Regions from separate parts of the Mus musculus genome. Here region 1 is linked to region 2. The links are chromatin loops, found by intact Hi-C in ENCODE. Cell type or tissue: heart. All regions are shown on one strand. Links, peaks and the distances in the headings refer to the core of each region. The heading gives the core; the rest is flanking DNA.

Region 1 (5,376 bases), core at 255-5,254, 51 kb after region 2:
AGAGGGGGTGATTAATGAAATTTGCATTTCAAAGTTGAACTGTATAACGCACACAGAGGGTATTCTAGGCAGTGGACACGTTTCTCTCAGATAGCATTTACTAATGACTGAGTGAATTCTTGCTCAAAAGACTCTCACTAGTAAGTTCTGCACTAAAAGAGTTTTTCCTGTCTTGTTTTCCTTCGACAGCCCACTTTTCCTGTAGGTCCCACCATAGGGACAAATGCGGCTATTAGCTTTGCTCCTTACTTAGCGCCTGTCACCCCTGGAGTTGGGTTAGTCCCAACAGAGGTTCTACCCACTACACCGGTCATTGTTCCCGGAAGTCCACCGGTCACTGTCCCGGGCTCAACTGCAACTCAGAAACTTCTCAGGACTGATAAACTGGAGGTATTTCAATTATGTTCGTGTTTGGAGATGCGTTGATGATAGAAGTGTCTGACTGTGAGAATGGATGGATGCTTGTAAAATAATTTCATCTTGCAGAGAAAGGCCACATTCACGCACACACTGCTGCAATCTCATGTATTCACAATTCCATGCTATAAAATTGATGCCCTGTATAAAGGAGATTATCCTAGAGGCAAAGAACAACTTTGATATAAGCAAATGCCAGCTGCTTGGGTTCTATGTATAAGAATAAAACATTAAGCTAGACATGGTGGCCTGTGTTTGTAACAGCAGGGCCAAGGAGCTGGTGTGAGGAGCCTGCCACAAGTTCAAGGCCAGACCAGGTTTCAGAGAAGTTCACTGTGGGCTACAGAGTGAGAGCCTGTCTTGAAACACTAAATAAACATCCACCAGTAGAATATGGAAGTAATCAGGATGCAAGCCAGAGAGTTGGTCTTAAGTGCTGTGTACAGTAGAAATAGTTTTAGTGGACCCCAGAAAGTTCTGGAAATGGTCAGAAGCCCAACAGGCCAGGGAAATGGGAGCGCCCCCAACAGTTCTATGAATCAGCTGTGGATGCTGTTGCATGTCTTAATGGCTTTATTAGTAAGTAGGAGAAAGTGTAGCCTGAGTCAATTTGGTTACTGATCTGGTGTCTTTAAAGTAAATCCAAATGTTTTATAATATTTGAAAGGGTTAAATAGATATATTTTTACACATACACTTTTGCATTTGGATCAGGTAAATCCTCCCGGACTTTGTTGAATAAAATTTTTCTTTAGTCAGAGCCAAGGGTTCTCCTATTAGTCTTGCTTCACACTCCCTGTGACACACGATAGGGCGTTTCATGTGGTTATGTAAAGATTCTGGTGGATTTCTGAAAAGTTTCCTTTAATTCCACTATTGATTAGGATTGTTAGGTAATCTCTGTATATTTAGAATACAGACCTGTTAAGGACTATTCTCCCAGTGTGCATGAATTTTAAAACTAACCAAATATATCTTGGGGGCAAGAAATGTTTATTGCTTAGCCCCTGGCGAATGTTTTAGACTTCAGGATGTCAAACAACAAATATTTTCAAAACTACATTTTTTTTTTTTTGCTTAGTTTGTCCAGAGTACAGTGATGTTTAGCTGAAGAGAATAAACGAGTCACTACTGTTTGGGAAACTTTAGGCTAGCCTAGGGCTACTGAGATCTGTTCTGAGAAGGGAAATGTTTTAGCCTCTACCTGCTGGGGCTGAGGGAGCTTAGGTGCTCAGGGTATGACAGCAAAAACCAAATAACATGAGAAAGGTTGAGAACTAAAGGTCTTTTCTACAGGATTGGTAGACAAGACACCCGAGACTGGCAGATGACCTTACAGATCAGCCTTTGTCCTTTACATACCAGGACAGACACACAGAACATCTGTGAGCTCCAGCTAGACCTGTGAAGGTCAGATAGGCAGGACTCAGAGCTTCAATAACCCTGGATGTGGTATTCCAGCACGTGGGAGGAAGAGGCCTGGAGATTGGCAGTTCGAGGCCAGCCTCTGCTACATAGTTACTCCGAAGCTGGCCTCGGCTCCATGAGATTCTGTTGAAAAACAGAGTGAGCAAAGCCAGAATCTAGGTGAAGATCTGACTAGATTTTAGTTTAGAAATGTTTGTAACTCATGGTGAGACGTTGGCCAGTACCCAAACAGGAAGAAATTGGGAACGACTCTTGAGATTCAATCAATACTTACCTGTCAACCTGGCTTGGCCACAGGTCAGTGAAATCCTCAGAAATGACTGCCTTGTACAGACTTGAGCTTCTTATCTCTGTCCCTTCAGCAACATCACTGGTGACCAGGAAACAAACCAATGCTTACGTTTCCTGGCTATGGGACCGGAGCCCAGAAGAGGCTACTTCACAATTTTCTGGGCTCTTTCCTGCTGGTATTTATAGCAAGGATGAATTACATAAGTAATATGCAGAGGCTTTTCTTACTTCATACCATCTAGAATGAAGAGTACTCGATGTCCACAGAGTGCATCTGTATAGTGAACTCTTGGCTCTCACTATAGGGTTCAGAGGATAGAGAAGTTCAATTGTTTGAGACCAGCAGTTCTAACTTCTCTGTTCTGTTTGTTTTCATTTTTCTTCTTGCTCTATTTCTCTGTCTTTCTCTCCTTTCTTCTTCTTTGGGAGTGAGCAAAAAATACTACAGTGAGTTTAAAATGAAAGTCTTGATGCTGAAAGTGCTAGTTCCTGCGATTGGTGGTTTTACCTGTGATACCTTTGTAGGATGTGGGGTGGGGAGGGAGGAAACTTCACAGTCAGGAGCTTTGCTCTCATCCTCAGAGAGGTGAACAGATGGGTCATTTCCCCAGAACTGTCTATATACTGTGATAGCTTGGTATACAGGCTAACCATCCTTTTGTACCAGGAACAGATAGCACCCCAAAGATACTATCGTAGTAGGGGGTACCAACTGCGAGAGAGAGAGAGAGAGAGAGAGAGAGAAAGACAGAGAGAGAGAGACAGAGAGATAGAGAATGAGAGAGAGATGTAACCAGCACAGAAGCATTGTAAGACATAGATAGAGTGACTAGAGAGAACTTGAAGGGAAGAAAAGGGGAAGGAAGGGAGGGAAGAGAAGGAAAAATAAATAAAAAGAAAGTATATGTGAATTATATAACTCTGGTCACGTAAGCATAGTAAAAAGGAGGGTGGGATGATAGCAAATAGATGATTGATTGATTGATTGATTGACAGGCAGATAGAGAGACAGACACACAGACACACAGACACACAGACACACACACACACACATACAGATGTGCATGCTGTATAATAGGTAGATATATGCACAGGTTGTATAACTGTTTCCACACAGGCGTTCAAAGACGTAAGTAGGTAATGGAAACAAATACGCTAACTTTGCAAGAACAGTGGTGTCTTTGTTCAATTATTTTTCCTTTGCCGTTTTAGGTAAAGAACAGATTTCAGATTAATTTCTCAATTTTGATATCCACCCTAGAAAAGTGGGCAAAACAAAACCCAAATTAACTCTTTAGCAATTTGGGTAACTTGGGTTCTAGATCATTACAGTTTTACCCTCTGAACCTAAAGACACCATGAAGGGAAATCATCTCCTCCAACTCCTCCTCCTCCTCCTCCTCCTCCTCCTCCTCCTCCTCCTCCTCCTCCTCCTCCTCCTCCTCCTCCTCCTCCTCCTCCTCCTCTACCTGCACCTGGTCCTCTCCCCGACCTACCCCTCCGTTGGCGCGGTGGCCACCAGGCTTTCTTCTGCAGCACTCTGCTCTTTCCCGTTATCTCAGGTATGCAGGGAGTTCCAGCGAGGAAACTGTGCCCGGGGAGAGACAGACTGCCGCTTTGCACACCCGGCAGACAGCACCATGATCGACACAAACGACAACACCGTAACCGTTTGTATGGATTACATAAAGGGGCGTTGCATGAGGGAGAAATGCAAATATTTTCACCCTCCTGCACACTTGCAGGCCAAAATCAAAGCTGCGCAGCACCAAGCCAACCAGGCCGCGGTGGCCGCCCAGGCAGCCGCGGCCGCGGCCACAGTCATGGTAAGTGCGCCCGCCGCGCCCGCACTGCTGCGCCTCCCAGGCCGCGGGTGGTGCTTGCGGGTGGGAAGGAGCTGTGCCTCCGGGCAGCTGGGAGACAAGGCTGCCATTCCCGCTGCTCCGCTGCCTAAGCTCTGTCGTCATCCCCCACCCCTTCTTGTTTTGTTCTGTTTTGCCCTTCCTTCCCTTCACAATAACTAAATCCCCAAGGTTCAGGGAACCCAAGCTGTGAGCTCTGTCCCCTCTGCAATCTGGTCTCCAAACCTCCCCCATCCTTACTAGGATCATGGGTCTAGGGCCTTGCAGTGAACCAGGAGACAAAGCAAGTGGTACAGCCCTATGCTACAGTCAGTTAGGGGGGAAAGGGGTAGCCCTCAGAAATGCCCAGCAACCAGTGACCCCGTCGATCACTAGCTTCTCCTCCCCCCATTTCCCCTTGGCTGGGCTGCCTGCCAACAGGTCAGGGCGAGTACAAGCACAGCAGCCACTCAGGAAAGGATGAAATGGAACTGAGCTAGCTGGTGCTAAAACGAACGACCTAGAAGACCTCTAACCCAGGCTAGCCCTTTAACTCTCCTCACTGTCCCTCAGGAACCAATGCTGCTATCTCTCCTGAATCTCACAGCCTCCTCGGCCACAGGAAGCATTGTCATTTTGACCGTCTGGGAGCCTATAAAGACTCCAGAATCTTGTCTCACCTAGAGTCTCGGAATCAGAAGATTTAGGGCCTGGAAAGACAGCTCAGTGGTCAAGTGTGGACAGTCTTTGGGAGGACTGGAGTTGGCTTTCCAGCATCCACATCAGGTGGCTCACAACATCTGTAACTCCAGCTCCAGGGGAGCTGGTCTGGCTCCTAGTAAATGTACATCTTCAGACACAGACACACACATACACATAACATTTAAACGCCCCCCAGGTGTTCTGTATGCACGCTAACATTTGAGAATCACATGCCCAGACCACTCCTCGGGCTCGGTTGTATTCAGGAATCAACTGAAGGGTTTGGGAAGGATCTACCGTTGATGCCTAACCCTATAGCAGCTGGTACAGTGCTATGGTTTGGGAAGGAACCAGGCCCAGGCCCTCTGAATCTTTGGGGCGACTCAACTCCAGTGCACACCCACAGCTGAAAACCAGGGCACTAGGTTGCAGAGATTTTTTTAATGAATTTACTTTAGAAATCTTTACATGTACAGTGGGCACATCACTCGCACCCATTCATAGAAACCACTTAGAGCCTGCCAGCCCTCGGCACCTGCTGGGTGGGGTGAATGAAGGAGGCTGGTTGCTTTGCCCTTCAGGAGCTTGGCATGTAGAGTGTGAGCAACTGTGCTTGTCAGCCACAGCGTGGGAAGCATGGTGGGCTCCAGAGAGAAGGAAGGACACAGAAGCGTACCCTCCCTGGGCAAGAATAGAT
Region 2 (5,376 bases), core at 260-5,259:
GTCCTCCTCACCTCCAAATAGGCGCATCCACCCACGCTCCATGCTTGGGTTCCCTCCCATCCGTCACAGGCACTTACTGCTCTCATAACTTATCAAACGAGCGCTCCCATTTAGAGCCCTGTGTCTGCACACACATTTGCCAGAAATCTTGACTCCTGATATGGCCTCGTCCAATACAATGCCAGGAGACTTGCTGAGCACTTCTTCCATCCTACCTTTAGAATTAATTCCTACCTCAACTCCGGGAGTCCACTGCTTACCTGCCTCTCCACATAGATAGCTGAGTGACTCGGCATCACTGTCTCCTTCCACATCCTTGTTTCCCATGCTTTTTTATTTTGTGGTAGTGGGGATTGAACACATGCTGAGCCAGTACTCCATCACTGAGCTGTGTCCTCAGCCCCATTCGTGTGTCTGTTGCCACCAAGTATTCTCCTTCTCAACAGACGATATCATTCATTCAGTTGATTAATTAAGGACCTTAATGTAAGCCCAACTTGAATCTGTTCTTAAGAGTGACCCCCCCCTCCCCCATAGGAACATAGATTCGAATATGTAGTCATCGGGGAGTGGTACCGTTAGGAAGTGGGTCCTTGTCGGAGTGGGTGTGGCCTTGTTGGAGGAAGTGTATCACTGGCTTTAAGGTTCCAAGGGCCCAAGCCAGGCCCAGTGTCTTCTCTCTTCCTGCTGCCTTCAGATCCAGGTGTAGAACTCTCAGCTCCCGGCATCTCTTCACAGCATTAGAACACTAAGACAGAAACTTCCATGTCTGCTCTACTGCAAGACCTGTTCTTGTCTTTTTTTAGTGTGTATTTATAATTGCGGTGGGAGGACTCCCTTCTGCCCCCCATACACGTTTACAGTAACAAGTGTAAAGTCATAGCGCTCATGCCTGTTTTCAACCGTCTCCTGCGTCATCCGTGAAGTCTGAAGCCCCTTGAAACCCACTGTAACCTGGACTCAGCTGTATATCTGGCCCAGTTGACTCTGCAATCACACGGGTGATTACAGAGGTCTCTGCAAGACCTTTAAGTTAGCTCTTCTTTTCCCCTGGGATGGTCTTCATCCAGGTAACTGTAGCCTGGTTCTTCACTGGAGTCTGGCATGAACTTGAATATCACAGCCCTATCCACACTAACACAGAACTCATCCTTAAGTGGTGCTTCCTGTTTGTCGGTTACCCGTTTTTCTCCGGGAGAAGGAGGAGCCACGAGGTAGGAACTCTTTTCTTCTGTCCCAACAACTGGCAGCTGTTGCCTGCAGAAGGACATAAAGAAATATATCCCCAAGTTTTAAACGTAGAACTATTCTGATAAAATCCATACAACCTTTCTGGCTACCTGTTTTCCAAGTTCCCCATAATCCATTATAAATATGAGCAGTAAAGGCTCCGCACAAAGATGGTCCTTTGATTTACATCCCAAAAGACACTTGTACGTCGTGCTCAGTGATTGTAGCTGTTCCGGCAGGAAGGATACATGGAGACTCAACTCAAGTGTCATTTAAAAGCTACTAAAATGGAAGGAGCAGGCTGGGTTTGCGGCCCAGAGGTGGCATGCTTGAACAGCATATGTGATTTTCAAGGTTTGATTGCCTGTGACACACGCACATGCACATGTGCACGGGCGGGGGGAGGGGCAGTGAGTGTTTTATTTTGGGTCACCTTGGGGCATCTGTACAGTTATCCAAACTTGTTACAGACTGAGGCTGGCGTTAATCACAATCATGTTTTGTTTTGTTTTTTCTTTTTCACCAGTCATTCTAAAACTAGAGCATTGACCTATGTTTTTCCTATGAAGTTAAATTCATTCAATTCAAAAGTTATTATTATTATTATTATTATTATTATTATTTTATTTCTGAGGTTTTTTTTTTTCTTTTCTTGTTTTCCCGATTACCATACTTCTCTTTTCTTCCATGGAGTCATTATCTTTAAACGATGTTGCTTTTTCTCCATGGTGCCCTGCCGGGGCAGAAGCCATGCCCAGCTCTTATTACAGAGTGCTGCTCCGTGAATTCAAAGGCAAAGATCTGCTCTTCTATTCAGCCAGCCATGAGATGTCTACACCATAAGCTCTCGTCATGTGTCACACATGCTGGAAGTGTCCTCTTACTTAAAAAAGGAAAAAAAAATCACTAATAAAGCTCCTGTTCCCTGAGAGAGAGAACTTTAGACATCCCCGGGAAGTATCCTGTTTATAAATAATGTCAGTTGGACCCATCAAACCAGTCAATTTCCATTTTAGAATGGGAGGCGCCCCTTCTTCCCCTACTTTTACTACAGAGACCCTGAAACCTGGGATGTGTTTGTCCCTGCATACTGGAACAAAGGCCCAAGAAACCTAAGGCAGCTGTCAGACAATGCCAAGTGTATGTATACCATGCCAAGGGACACAGTCCTGGAGCTATAGAGACCAGGCTCGCTCTGCAGGGGCTACGTCACCGATGAACTTCACCTGTTCTGCAGTTTCCTCATGAACTGACCCTACTACTGCTAACTAGCATATTCTTTCCACTTGGATGGATTCAGTGTCTTCCGGCTCAGAGATTACAGCATAGTTGCATTACTCTCTTTCAGCACTGTCGTGGCCAAGAACAACATGATACTCCGAGGACAGCTCCACCCCCTGAGAGCTGACCTTTCAGACTCCCAAGCCTCCCAAACTGGGAGGGAGGAGGTGTCAGCCTAGCTCTTTGTAGTCACACTTAGGGTGGCCATGCTGCCCCACGGACTAGAATTTTAGTGATGTGACCGACAAGCCCTTTTTCTCACAACCTGAGGCTGAATATCCACACTGGGGATTATGCCTTAGAGCGGATGAAATAGCTCCAGCGGGCGAAGGATAAGAAAATGCTTCCAAGGCCTTAGCCTCTTTAAAGCCAGAACGTCAGCTTTCTGCTTGTTTTCTTTTCCCTTAAAGTATTATCATCTTCCAGGACATTTCTTTTAAAAACCAGGATAGTGCATCTGGCTTTTGACTGAGAGCGTTATTAGCTGCTTAAGTCACATGAATAACCCAGCGTTGGGAAGAGGGCCCAGTGGGTGAAGTGCTTCCTGAGCCAGAAGGAGGGTCTGAGTTATTCCCAGCAACCATGTATAAAAGTCAGGTGTGATAAACATGTATAATCCTAACACGGGGGGTGGTGGAAACGGGAATATTCAATATGATTACTTATTTATTTTTGGACATGAGCTCACTAGACTGATTGGCTATGAAGTCCCACCTCAAAATAAACAGATAAGTTAAATTAATGAATAAGGTCAAACCGTGATTGAGGAATGTTACTTTGTGTTAACCTCAGGCCTTCGCTGTACCGCAGATGCACACACGCGCACATCCCACCCCACCCAGAAGATACATTGACCATCATTTTAAAAATAGGAAGCTCTCCCATGGTGAATGCAATATATGTTAAGTTGTTATTAAATATCCATCCAGTTCAGACTCAAATCTCATATGAAGGCGTATTTCAGGCGCTCCCAGCCCTTAGGAAAATCATTAATGATACCAAAGAGATGGTTTCCACAGCTGCCGTGAAACTCAGCTCTGACCCAGATGCTTGGAATCTAAAATTAATCATCTGCAGGCTTCATTGGGCTCTGCTAATTCACGGGGCCCCGTTTTCATTCCCGTTGGGCACCCAGCCTTTCACAGAAGCTGCAACATCTGGAAAATGCTGGGGAGCAGCATCCTTAGTGAGGAATTCCAGTCGAACCAGTGTGTTCTCACTGGAATGCGAAGCCATGAACAGAGAAACTTGACTTCCTGGAGCACTTCAGACAGGTGTATTCATTTCCGTGTTCTGCAAGCAACCATTTAGTCCCCAGCAGAGCCAAGAGCTGAATCGGGTTCCTGAACAAAAAGCTGGGGCTTCTCACAGAGTTTGCAGTTGTTCTGGAGAAACAATGACAGGGCAGCCACCAACTCAAGATCAGAACAGGTTGAAGTAGACACCAGGCCAGAAGAGCTGCTGAGCAGACACACAGTCCACCCTCCCTGTGACCTTGGCTTTGTTTGATTTGCAAACATAAGCAAACCTTGCACTCCACTCGCCATTCCTTCTAAGTGCCTCCACTAAAACAAAAGGGGGCCCAAGCACAGCCAATCCCGGGCACCCAGCAACTGAATTGCTCTTTGTCCAAATAAACTCTTTAAGCTTTTATTGTCCCTCGGTTTACTTTTTAACAAAGGAAAATAACCATAATGTATCAAAGGCCCTATTCATTCATGAAACACTGAGTGTCCAGTGTGGGTGCCCTTCAGCCAGGCATTGGAAATTAGTGTGTTGACCTCATGTGCTGTCATTCTCTTGGGGGGTGGGGGGCAACACACAAATCAACCAGATATAGGTTTCTTCTCCTTCCAAAAATATGTTTCTTGTTTCCCACCTTCTGTTGCAATGGAAAAGAAGCAAGGAATTCCAATGGAAATAATATCCTTAGGGACAGTGTTATGCAGAAGTGATTGCTAGGGAGGGAGCTGCCTTCAATGTGTTGCTTTCAGGGCTGAGACCTTGAGGAGGGGGAGTGGGAGGAGGAAGAGCAGGAGAGGAAGGAGGAAGGGGAAAGGGAGGGGGAGGAAAAAGAGGGGGAGGGGAAAGAGGAAGGGGAAGGTGAGAGGAAGGAAGAAGAGAAGGGGAACAGGAGGGGAAAGAGGAAGGGGAAGGGGAGGGGAAGGAAGAAGAAGGGGAGGGGGTGGATGTCCTTTGAAAAGAAGCTTTACAGGTGCTGAGAAAAGGAGATGGCCCCATGGGATGGAAGTATTTGCCAGCCCCCGGGAACAAGATACGCAGACAAGAGGGAGTGAAATCATGCAGGCCTGGGGAAGTTGGAGAAGGCATTGGGGACAAGATGTTGGTGATGACATAAAGAAACCATGTCTTGAAAGCAAACAAACAGGCAGAACCAGTGTCAATCACTGTCCCACTGTGGACATCAGCTCCCTGGAGCCCCGTAAGCCCTCTGCCCAGGCCTGGGTGTGTATCAGTGGTGTGGCATTTGATCCTCAGTATTCCAAAGTCTGCAAAATGAAGCCTATCCACCTGCCAGGTTTCAGTTCTTTTAGTATGACTAGGGTTACTTCCAGCGGGTGATGGAATTTGGTTATATAAAGAACAAGTAGGACGTCTTCTTATAATTCTCTTGGCTTATTCTAGGTGATAAGAAAAAAAATTTTTTCTTTAAGCCTTTACTTTTTTTTTTTTTTTTTTGAGACAGGGTTTCTCTGTGTAGTCCTGGCTGTCCTGGAACTCACTCTGTAGAACAGGCTGGCTTTGAACTCAGAAATCCACCTGCCTATGCCTCCCAAGTGCTGGGATTAAAGGCAAGTGCCACCACTGCCCGGCGAGCCTTTACTCTTAAGGTGGTATTTTTCT

What was found. Hi-C counts contacts between places; a loop is a spot of excess contacts. Peaks named below come from ENCODE experiments on the same cell type or tissue, not always from the same donor. Only the 100,000 strongest peaks of a DNase experiment are listed, where the experiment ranks them.
Region 1: it touches region 2 in a loop (4-fold over the local background); 7 of 42 quality-filtered maps call a loop at or near these places.

Annotation. Positions count from the first base shown.
Region 1 is chr14:120,385,202-120,390,577 of GRCm38, forward strand. Mbnl2 (muscleblind like splicing factor 2) reads left to right here. Exons shown (of 8, transcript NM_207515.2): 4 at 190-390; 5 at 3,699-3,962. Gm26679 (a long non-coding RNA gene) reads right to left here and starts at 3,699. Exons shown (of 3, transcript XR_003951152.1): 1 at 3,633-3,699. It overlaps LOC115486414 (a long non-coding RNA gene), which reads right to left and starts at 3,542. Exons shown (of 2, transcript XR_383782.4): 1 at 2,120-3,542. In heart, for the core only: no CTCF peak of the experiment used is centred there; DNase peaks (open chromatin) are centred at 2,250, 3,710, 4,400 and 5,230; H3K4me3 peaks cover 794 bases; H3K27ac peaks cover 1,224 bases.
Region 2 is chr14:120,334,030-120,339,405 of GRCm38, forward strand. All of the region lies in intron 2 of Mbnl2 (muscleblind like splicing factor 2), which reads left to right. Among named protein-coding and RNA genes, the nearest start is that of Gm52122, 16 kb to the left of the region's middle. In heart, for the core only: no CTCF peak of the experiment used is centred there; DNase peaks (open chromatin) are centred at 2,602, 3,012 and 3,752; H3K27ac peaks cover 1,849 bases.